2 separate regions of the Homo sapiens genome follow, and region 2 is linked to region 1. Evidence: chromatin contacts called from ENCODE Hi-C or POLR2A ChIA-PET data. All regions are on one chromosome and are shown on one strand. The core of a region is the stretch at or near the end of the contact, and the rest is flanking DNA. Distances in the headings are between cores, read along the strand shown. Region 1 overlaps INSR (insulin receptor). Region 2 overlaps ARHGEF18 (Rho/Rac guanine nucleotide exchange factor 18).

Region 1 (5,522 bases), core at 1,553-4,052:
TCATCAGGTATTAAATTCAACCAAAACCATGAATTTGCTTTTGGGATATCAATTCTATTTCAAGTCCTCTGTGTCTTAATCTTATCCCAGTACCATACTGTTTATAGATTTAGAATATGTGTTTTTTTAGTTTTGTTTTTGTTGTCGTTTTGTTTTTAAAGAAGTGGGGCTCGGCTGGGCGTGGTGGCTCATGCCTGCAATCCCAGCATTTTGGGAGGCCGAGGTGGCTGGATCACTTGAAGTCAGGAGTTCGAGACCAGCCTGGCCAACACAGTGAAACCCCGCTACTATAAATACAAAAATTAGCCGGGCATGGTGGCACATGCCTGTAGTCCCAGCTACTTGGGAACCTGAGACAGGAGAGTTGCTTGAACTTGGGAGGTGGAGGTTCAATGAGCCGAGATTGTGCCACTGCACTTGAGTCTGGGTGACAGAGCGAGATTCTGTCTTCAAAAAAAGAATGGGGGCTCACTGTGTTGCCTAGGCTGGACTCAAACTCCTGGGTGCAAGTGATCCTCCTTAGCCTCCAAGTTGCTGGGACTACAAGCTCATGCCTGGTAAGAACATGCTTTATAAAGTGGCAAATCTAGTTTTTTCCCTATTACACCTTTTAGAAGAGTGTTTCCTTTTCTGGTTGAACTAAATATTTCCCTCCTCTCACTCTCATATAAAACCCATTGAGGGCTGGGCGCGGTGGCTCACGCCTGTAATCCCAGCACTTGGGGAGGCCGAGGCAGGTGGATCACGAGGTCAGGAGATCGAGACCATCCTGGCTAACACGGTAAAACCCTGTCTCTACTAAAAATACAAAAAAATTAGCCGGGCATGGTGGTGGGCACCTGTAGTCCCAGCTACTCGGGAGGCTGAGGCAGGAGAATGGCGTGAACTTGGGAGGCGGAGCTTGCAGTGAGCCGAGATCATGCCACTGCACTCCAGCCTGGGCGACAGAGCGAGACTCCATCTTGAAAAAAAAAAAAAAAAAAAAAGCAAAAACAAAAACAAAAAAACCCATTGAGATATTGATTTAAAAATTTAATTAAAAACATAACCCATTTCCCAGAGGAAAAAAAGTGCAGCTCGCTGCCAGCACTCCTTTAATTTTACATAAACATGTTCTTTGAGGCTGAAGCAAATCTGACTGATTTTCAATATGAGAAAATATAAAACGGTTCTTGGAGTTATTTCTAAACAGAACTTGTCTCTAATCTTAATGTAACAGAAATGTCTATAATGTTACATTAGGATTAGAGAATAGATTATTCTTGGGACAAATGGAAAAATGGGTTAAAATCCATAAATTAAGAAATCAATACTTTCGTATTTTTCCTTTCCGGGCAGGTATGGGATCTCCTTTTCCATTTGCTCAAATCTTTTTTTTTCTTTTTGAGACAGAGTCTCGCCCTGTCACCCAGGCTGGAGAGTAGTGGCACGATCTCGGCTCACTGCAACCTCTGCCTCCCAAGTTCAAACAATTCTTGTGCCTCAGCCTCCTGAGTAGCTGGGATTATAGGCACACACCACCATGCCCGGCTAATTTTTGTATTTTTAGTAGAGACGGGGTTTCACCATGTTGGCCAGGCTGGTCTCGAATTCCTGGCCTCAAGTCATCTGCCCACTTCGGCCTCCCAAAGTGCTGGGATGACAGGCATGAGCCACTGCGCCCAGCCAATTTGTTCAAATCTTTTATATTGTCCTTTCTTCATCTTTATCCTGTATTATTTTTGTGACGATGGTTCCTGATTTCTGTATCACAGAGTTTTGTTGTGTTAGTTATGGCTACTATGAATAGCATATTTACCCTGAATCCAGATACTTTAGTGAAATTGATTGGTAGGTTTTTAAATTGTTTTATTCATTGTGTGCAATTTCGTCCTCTACAAATTATGGTCATTTAAAAAAATTATGTCTGCTCAGTTCTGGAAGCATGAAAAAAATTATGTCTAAAATCATACCTCTTGTTTCGGTTTTAAATCTTATTCTATTGACCAGGGCTTCTAGACTAACATTAAATATTTAACAATGGTATTATCCGACATCTATGTTTAATAGATTTCCTAATATAAAATCATCCTTGCTTTCCTGTGGTAAAACCTACTTGGTTGTGATGAATTATTCTTTCAGCATAACGTTGAATTCGATTTGCTAGGTTTGCTTTGTTTCGTTTTCTGAATTCTTGCCATCTGTGTTCATGAGTGAAATTGGGCTATGTTTTTGGTTGGTTTTATTTTGCAATGTCTTCATCAGTTTGGATTATTTATTGTGTTCTAGCCACATAAAATGAAATAGCAGGTAACTGAGTATTCATTGACAAATTTTATGGTGCCATAACTTTTGGGGGGAAGCAATTCTTTGATAACTTAAGAAAAAATTTAGGCCAGGTGCGGTGGCTCATGCCTGTAATCCCAGCACTTTGGGAGGCTGAGGCAGGTAGATCACTGGAGGTCAGGGGTTCGAGACCAGCCTGGCCAACATGGTGAAACCCCGTCTCTACTAAAAATACAAAAATTAGCCAGGTGTGGTGGCGCACGCCTGTAATCCCAGCTACTCGGGAAGCTGAGGCAGGAGAATCACTTGAACCCAGGAAGCGGAGGTTGCAGTGAGCCGAGATCGCACCACTGCACTCCAGCCTGGGCAGTAGAGCTAGACTGCATCTCAAAAAAAAAAAAAAAAAAAAAAAAAAAAACCAAAACAGTGTGTGACTGGCTGTGACGTAAGGCAGTCAGACCTCTCCTTCGAAATGGGCCGTGATTCATCTTTATTTTTGTAGGGCTGTGTCACGTTAGAACCACTACAGCAAAAGTTTTCATTGGAAATCTAATAATGTTTTTTTAGTCTGCCATCTGGAGTCTGTGCTCCTTGTATGTCTTTATTGTTCAAGACTAAGAGTGGTGTGTGTGTCTGTGTTGGGGGGATGGGGTTTGGTAATTTTGCTAACATGGCTCTAAGAATCTGTCCCGCTTCCCAAAACCTCATTTTTCTCTGCTTTAGCAGTAGCCCAACACTGAAAACAGGGTACTGCTTTTTTAGAGGAGTTCTGATTTGGATTCCTTTTCTTTCTTTTTTTTTAGGCCAAAATTTTCATTTATAAATAGCTTCTGTGGTACACAACATGCAAATATTTTTGGTTTCATGATATTACACCAGAGTTGCAGAGTTGTAGCTGTTTTTTTTTTTTTTTTTTTTGAGGCAGTCTCGCTGTGTCACCCAGGCTGGAGAGCAGTGGTGCGATCTTGGCTCACTGTAACCTCCACCTCCCGGGTTCAAGCAATTCTCTTGTCTCAGCCTCCTGAGTAGCTGGGATTACAGGCGCCCACACCACACCTGGCTAATTTTTGTGTTTTTAGTAGAGACGGGGTTTCACCATGTTGGCCAGGCTGGTCTCGAACTCCTGACCTCAAGTGATCTGCCCTCCTCCTCAGCCTTTCAAATGCTGGGAATACAGGCATGAGCCACCACACCCGGCTGAACTTTTATTATTTTAAAAACATTTTTATTTATAGTAAAAGTCACACATAAAATGAAATTTGCTGTTTTTAGAAAGAATGTTTAAAAAGATGTGTACCATGTTGCCCAGTACAGTGGCTATTCAGAAACAGCCATAGTACACCACAGCCTCAAACTCCTGGGCTAAAGGGATCCTCAAGCTTCAGCCTCCCAAGTAGCTGGGGCTACAGGAACACACCACCACATCTGGCTTGCCTCCTTCTCCTTCTCTTTCTCCTTTTCCTTCTCCTTCTCCTCCTCCTTCTTCTTTTTTTTTTTTTGAGACAAGAGTCTCACTCTGTCACCCAGGCTAGAGTGCAGTGGCATGATCTTGGCTCACTGCAATTTCTGCCTCCTGAGTTCAAAGCAATTCTCCTGCCTCAGCCTCCTAAGCAGCTGGGATTACAGGTGCATACCACCATACCTGGCTAATTTTTGTACTTTTAGTAGAGACGGGGTTTCACCATGTTGGCCAGTCCCGAACTCCTGACGTCCAGTGATCCTCCTACTGCGGCCTTCCAGAGTGCACAGGCATGAGCCACTGTGCCTGGCTTGTTTTCTTCTTTTTTTAAATTTAATGAGTTTAGGCAGGGTTTCTCAGCCTCAACAGTGTTAGCATTCTGGGCTGAACCCCTCTCCGTGGTGGGGACTGCCCTGTACATTACAGGAAGCTTAGTAGCATCCCTGGCCTCCACTCAATACCAGTAGCAACCCCAAGTCATGACAACCAAAAATGTCTCCGGATACTGCCAAGTGCTGGGATCACAGGCATGTGCCACCATGCCCAGCTGATTTATTTTTATTTTATTATTTTTGAGACAGTCTCGCTCTGTCGCCCAGGCTGGAGTGCACTGGCACGATCTCAGCTCACTGCAACCTCTGCCTCCCGGGTTCAAGTGATTCTCCTGCCTCAGCCTCCCAAGTAGCTGGGATTATAGGTGCACGCCACTATGCCTGGCAAAGTTTTGTATTTTTGTAGAGACGGGGTTTCACCATGTTGGCAGGCTGGTCTCGAACTCCTGACCTCCAGTGATCCACCCGCCTGGGCAATATAGCAAGACCCCATCTCTACCAAAAATTTAAAAAAATTTAGCCGGGGGTGGCGGCATGTTCTTGTAGTTCTGGCTACTCACGAGGCTAAAGTGGGAGGATCATTTGAGCCCAGGAGTTGGAGGCTGCAGTGAGCTACGATCACACCACTGCACTCCAGCCTGGACAACAGGGCAAGGCCTCATCTCTTAAAAAAAAAAAAAAAAACAAAATAAAATAAAAAGTGAATAAGTGAAAGTAATAAAATGTAAGATACAGTTGGAGTTCTCTTTGTCATCTTCCCTTGCTATATTCTCCTCCCTTCTTCCCAGAGGTAACAACTCTCTTAGGTTTGGTACATAAACTTCCAGCCCTGCATGTATTTTGACACATAACCTTGTACACACGTCAATGCCAGATACAGGTTCAGTATCCCTTATTCAAAATGCTTGGGACCAGAAGTGTTTCCCACTTGGGATTTTAGAATATGTGCGTATATGTAATGAGATACTGTGGGGCTGAGAACGAGGTCTAAACGTTAAATTCATTTATGTTTCATGTACATCTTATACACATAGCCTGGAGGTAATTGTATACAATATTTTCAGTAATATTGTGCGGGAAACAAGGTTTTCACCGCCCTGACTGTGACCTGTCACAAGAGGTCAGGAATGGAATTTTCTTCCACTGCTATCATGTCGGCGCTCAAAAAGTTGAATTTTGGAGCATTTAGGATTTTGGATTTTCGGGCCAGGAAATTTTGGAGCATTTAAGATTTTGGATTTTGGGTTATCTTCAGTTGTTCTTTAAATCTATTTATTTATTTATTTGTATTTGACAACGAGTTTCACTCTTGTCACCCTGGCTGGAGTGCAATGGCGCAATCTTGGCTTACTGCAACCTCCGCCTTGCCTCAAGCAATTCTGCTCTCTAGTGGCTCAGATTACAGGTGTGCACCACCACGCCTGGCTAATTTATGTATTTTTGTAGAGATGGGGTTTCACCATGTT
Region 2 (5,522 bases), core at 1,221-3,720, 130 kb before region 1:
GGTGGGAGGCTCCTGTAGTCCCAGCTACATGGGAGGCTGAGGTGGGAGGATCACTTGAACCTGGGAGGTCAAAGCTGAAGTGAGCTGTGATCATGCTATCGCACTCCAGCCTGGGTGACAAAGCAAGACCCTGTCTCCAAAGAAAGAAAGAAAGAAAAAAAAAAAGCGGGGTGTGGTAAATCTATGAACCCGACGAGTCCAGAGACCTCCTACGAGTGGAATCAGACAGTATTTATCCTTTTGTGTCTGGTTTATTTCACCGAGCATAACGTCCTCAAGATTCCTCCACGTTGCAGCATGTGTCAGAATTTCCTTCCTTTTTAAGGTTGAATTGTATTCCATTGTGTGGATGGATCACATCGCATTTATTCATCCATCCATCAGCAGACACCTGGGCTCTTTCCATCTGTTGGCTCTTGTGAATAACGCTGCTATCAACATCAGTGTGCAGATATCTGTGGGTCCTTGCTCTCAGTTCTTCTGGGAAGATACCCAGAAGTGGAATTGCGGGATCATATGGTAATTTTATTTTTACATTTATTTATTTATTTTATTTATTTATTATTTTTTGAGATGGAGTCTCACTCTGTTGCCCAGGCTGGAGTGCAGTGGTGCAATCTCAGCTCACTGCAAGCTCCACCTCCCGGGTTCACGCCATTCTCCTGCCTCAGCCTCCCGAGTAGCTGGGACTACAGGCCCCCGCCACCACGCCCGGCTAATTTTTTTGTATTTTTAGTAGAGATGGAGTTTCCCTGTGTTAGCCAGGATGGTCTCGATCTCCTGACCTCGTGATCCACCCGCTTTGGCCTCCCAAAGTGCTGGGATTACAGGCGTGAGCCACCGCGCCCAGCCCCTATTTTTTACTTTTTGAGACAGAGTCTTGCTCTGTCACCCAGGCTGGAGTGGAGTGGCACCATCTCGGCTCACTGCAACCTCTGCCTCCTGGGTTCAAGTGATTCTCGTGCCTCACCCTCCTGAGTAGTTGGGATTACAGGTGTGCACCACCATGCCCGGCTGATTTTTCTATTTTCAGTAGAGACACGGTTTCATCATGTTGCCGAGGCTGGTCTGAAATTCCTGATTTCAGATGATCCTCCCCGCTCAGCCTCCGAAAGTGCTGGGGTTACAAGCGTGAGCCGCTGCGCCCAAACTAATTTATTTTATTTTTTGAGACGGCATCTCGCTCTGTCTCCTGGGCTGGAGTGCAGTGGCACAATTGCATGGCAATTTTAGGTTTAACTTTCTTTCTTTCTTTCTTTTAATTTTTTTGAGATGGAGTCTCACTCTGTCGCCCAGGCTGGAATGCAATGGCATAGTATCAGCTCACTGAAACATCTGCCTCCCGGGTTCAAACAATTCTCCTGCCTCAGCCTCCCAAGTAGCTGGAATTACAGGCGCCTGCCACAATGCCCGGCTAATTTTTGTATTTTTAGTAGAGACAGAGTTTCACCATCTTGGCCAGGCTGCTCTTGAACTCCTGACCTCATGATTCACCTGCCTCAGCCTCCCAAAGGGCTGGGATTACGGGCATGAGCCACCGTGCCCAGCCAATTTTAGGTTTAACTTTCCTTTCTTTCTTTCCTTTTTTTTTTCTTTTTTTTCCTGAGACGGAGTTTCACTCTTGTTGCCTAGGCTGGAGTGCAATGGCCCGATCTCAGCTCACTGCAACCTCTGCCTCCTGGGTTCAAGCGATTCTCCTGCCTCAGCCTCCCGAGTAGCTGGGATTACAGGCATGTGCCACCACGCCCAGCTAATTTCGTATTTTTAGTAGAGATAGGGTTTCTCCATGTTGCCCAGGCTGGTCTCAAACCCCCGACCTCAGATGATCCATCCGCCTCAGCCTCCCAAACTGCTGGGATTACAGGCGTGAGTCACTGCACCCGCCTAATTTTGTATTTTTAGTAGAGACACGGTTTCACCATCTTGGCCAGGCTGCTCTTGAACTCCTGACCTCATGATTCACCCGCCTCGGCCTCCCAAAGTGCTGGGATTACGGGCATGAGCCGCCGCGCCTGGTCAATTTTAGGTTTAACTTCCTAAGGACTCACTCTGCTGTTTCCACAGCCTGCCTTCTTGAATCTCTCCTTTGTGGCCACCGTCCTCATTTCCCTCCCTTCTCCCTGCTGACTCCTCCTCTGCGTCCTCTTCCTCCCTCTGCCTTTTGATCACCAGGGTCCCTCTTTTTCAGTCTCTTTCTAAAGAGCCACAGCTCTAGCTCTGGCTGGCCCTCATGTGACTTGGGCGGCAGCCTCCTTTCAAATTCCCACTTACCCCCCAAATGGCTCCATTCCTACCCCCAGTGCCTGGAAAACCTCCTACTGTCTTTTCTGTCGCAGCCCCCGAAGGTTTTTTTGTGTCTCTGGTTTTCATCCTCCTGTAAATATAAACACGTCAGGACAGCCTCTTGGCCTGGCTGAGCCTCCCTCTTTCTCCTGCATCTGGCCTCCCTCAGAGGAGGCAGAGGTGGGAGCCAGGCCAGAGATGGGGGTGGAGCTGGGGAGTGGGGAGCCAGGCAGTACAGGCTGTTCCAGCTCCCACTGGTAGGTACATTGAGGGAGGGAGAGAGGGGGTGTCTCATCTTTTATTTTGGAGCTTGCACCTTTGTTCTGACATATCTTGGGCAAGAAAAGATGAGAGCCAGCCCAGTGGGGGTCTTTCCAGGTATCTGAGTAAGCATCGTACGCTGCCCTGCTGGCCCTGACACCCCAAAGAGGATGCTATAAATCCAGGCTCCTGTTCCCTAGACCTGGGGGAGCCTTGGGGGATGGGATCCCCCATCAAATCCAGAGGTGAAACAGCCCAGGGTTCCCCACTCTTCAGAAAGGCTCACCACGCACAGTTTTGCATAGTACATGAATACATGCTTATTTTAAAAATGTAAATAGTTATTGATCTTGTTGTCTGTTGGAAAAAGATAACACACCAAAGCATAATGTGTCCCTGGTCCCATTTTGTCATGTAAAAAAGTGGCTTAATTTCAAACAAAATGGCAAGTAAATCATAGAGCAGATAGTCTTCTCCTTCCTTCCTTCCTTCCTTCCTTCCGCCCTCCCTCCCTCCCTCCCTCTCTCTCTCTCTCTCTCTCTCTTTCTTTCCTTTCTTCCTTCTTTCCAGGTCTGCACTACCATGCCCAGCTTTTATATATATATATAAAATATATATATATAAAAAATATATATAAAATATATATATATAAAAATATATATGTGTATATATATATATAAAATATATATATGTGTATATATATATAAAATATATATATGTGTATATATATATAAAATATATATATGTGTATATATATATATATTTTTTTTTTTTTGAGATGGAGTTTCACTCTTGTTGCCTAGGCTGGAGTGCAATGGTGCGATCTTGGCTCACTGCAACCTCCACCTCCTGGGTTCAAGTGAGTCTCCTGCCTCAGTCTCCCGAGTAGCTGGGATTACAGGTGTCCACCACCACACCTGGCTAATTTTTTTATTTTTAGTAGAGACGGGTTTTACCATGTTGGCCAGACTGGTCTCGAACTCCTGACCTCAGGTGATCTGCCTGCCTCAGCCTCCCAAAGTGCTGGGATTACAGGCGTGAGTCACCACGCCCGGCCCCAGCTAGTATTTTTTTATTTTTTGTAGAGACAGAGTCTTGTTATGTTGCCCAGGCTGGTCTTGAAATCCTGGGCTAAAGTGACCATCCCACCTCGGCCTCCCAAAGTGCTGGAATTACAGACATGAGCCACCGTGCCTCACAGGGCAGATGGTTTTCAAATGGTCATTGGGTAAAAAGACCTCAGTCAAGGTTTGCATCCTGCTATGGTAACTGTTGTTAGCTTAGCATGACCTCGATCAAGTACCTAAAGCTCTCTGAGCCTCAGTTTTTTCCATCTCTAAAATGGGCATACTGCCACCTACTTGTAGGATTGTGTTGTGCAGGTGAAATGAGATGCTTGGGCAATGCAAACCTTGGCGGATAGAATAATATATTGCTGTTTTTAAATTTCAGGAGTCAGGGGGCCAGGGCCGTGGCTCACACCTGTAATCCCAGTGCTTTGGGAGGTTAAAGTAGGAGGATCAGTTGAGACTAGGGGTTTGAGACCAGCCCGGGCAGCATAGCGAAATCCCATCTTTAAAAAAAAAAAACAACTAGCCGGATGTGGTGGCGTGCACCTGTAGTCCCAGCTACTCTGGAAACTGAGGTGGGAGGGTTGCTTGAGTTCAGGAGGCAGAGGTTGCAGTGAGCTATGATCACACCACTGCACTCCAACCTGGGTGACAGAGAAGACCCCGTCTCTACAAATAAATAATTAAATTACATAAAATAAATAAATTTCAGGAGTCAGGACCCTTCCTCTGAGCAAGCCTCTGACAACCCCAAATGGAATCACACAGTCTCCCCTGTCCTCATGGAGCTAATTGGAGAAGATAGATGATTAAGCCAAACCGTTATAGTCAAGAATGATAGAAGGTTCCAGCCAGCAGGCTGGGGAAGATCTGAGGGGGAACAGATTACGCTCTCCAAAAAGTATCAGGGAGGGCTTCCTGGAGGAAATGGCAGCAAGTGAAGGTCTGAGGACTGAGTAGGAGCTGGCTAGGCAGATACTGCAGGTAAGCACATTACAGGCAGTGAAAGAACAGGACATCCAGAAGTCTGCAGGCTGGAGAGCTCATGGCGCCTTTAAGCAAATGGCAAATGTTCCTATGGCTGAGGTGTGGACCGTTGGGGAACACGAGTCTGGTTGGCCAAAGCATGGATTTAATCTGGAAGTTTCCAATAGTGGTGGTAGGGAGGGCAGTGATTGGCCTTCAGAAAGATTATTCAGCTTGCTGGCTGGGCGCCGTGGCTCACGCCTGTAATCCCAGCACTTCAGGAGGCCTGAGGCGGGTGGATCACATGAGTCCAGGAGTTTGAGAACAGCCTGGCCAACATGGCAAAACCCCATCTCTTCTAAAAATACAAAAATTAGCTGGATGTGGTGGTGGGTGCCTGTAATCTCAGCTACTCAGGAGGCTGAGGCACAAGAATCTCTTGAACCTGGGAGGTGGAGGTTGCAGTGAGCCGAGATTGTGCCACTGCACTCCAGCCTGGGTGATGGAGTGAGACCCTGTCTCAAAAAAAAATACATATGTGTTCAGCTTGCAGAGCAGAGATGGGCTTGGATGGGGCCAAGATGCAGGCAGGTGGCCCAGCCAGGACACCCGTGCAGATTACCTGGGGGAGCCATGACGGGGACCACCACCAGGGAAGGAGAAGGAGGGTGCAATGCACAGAAATGGAGGGTCCTTGGGGTTCAAAATTCACAGGACTTGGTGCCTGATGGGAGAGGAAGGGACAAGGAAAATGCCCTGGTCTCCAGCTCTGAAGACAAAGTGGATGATGAGAATCGAGACTCAGGAAGAGGGGGCAGATTTGCCAGCGGGTGGGGGCACAGCCTTGCTGCCTACTCACAGGCCTGCCTGCTTCCCCAGAGCCCACCGTTCCCCCATTGCCGTGTTACCTGTCCAACTGCCTGCATCCCATGGTTCTCTTTC

What was found. Hi-C counts contacts between places; a loop is a spot of excess contacts on that map. ChIA-PET counts read pairs that join two places held with the same protein, here RNA polymerase II (POLR2A). Pooled maps may share reads with other maps.
Region 2: a loop to region 1 is called in a pooled map, with 2.3 times the contacts of the local background. The contact joins two enhancer-like sites. A Hi-C loop is called at or near these places in 1 of 50 pooled maps. POLR2A ChIA-PET finds 5 or more read pairs at or near these places in 3 of 52 experiments (B cell, RWPE1 and endothelial cell of umbilical vein).

What each region holds. Positions count from the first base shown.
Region 1 is chr19:7,240,396-7,245,917 of GRCh38, reverse strand. The region is part of intron 2 of INSR (insulin receptor); the gene reads left to right. Among named protein-coding and RNA genes, the nearest start is that of INSR, 51 kb to the left of the region's middle. Within about 2 kb of position 2,802, at least 11 of the 41 ENCODE cell types and tissues checked have a DNase peak (open chromatin) inside an H3K27ac peak, as active enhancers do.
Region 2 is chr19:7,365,544-7,371,065 of GRCh38, reverse strand. All of the region lies in intron 2 of ARHGEF18 (Rho/Rac guanine nucleotide exchange factor 18), which reads right to left. Among named protein-coding and RNA genes, the nearest start is that of ARHGEF18, 19 kb to the right of the region's middle. Within about 2 kb of position 2,470, at least 9 of the 41 ENCODE cell types and tissues checked have a DNase peak (open chromatin) inside an H3K27ac peak, as active enhancers do.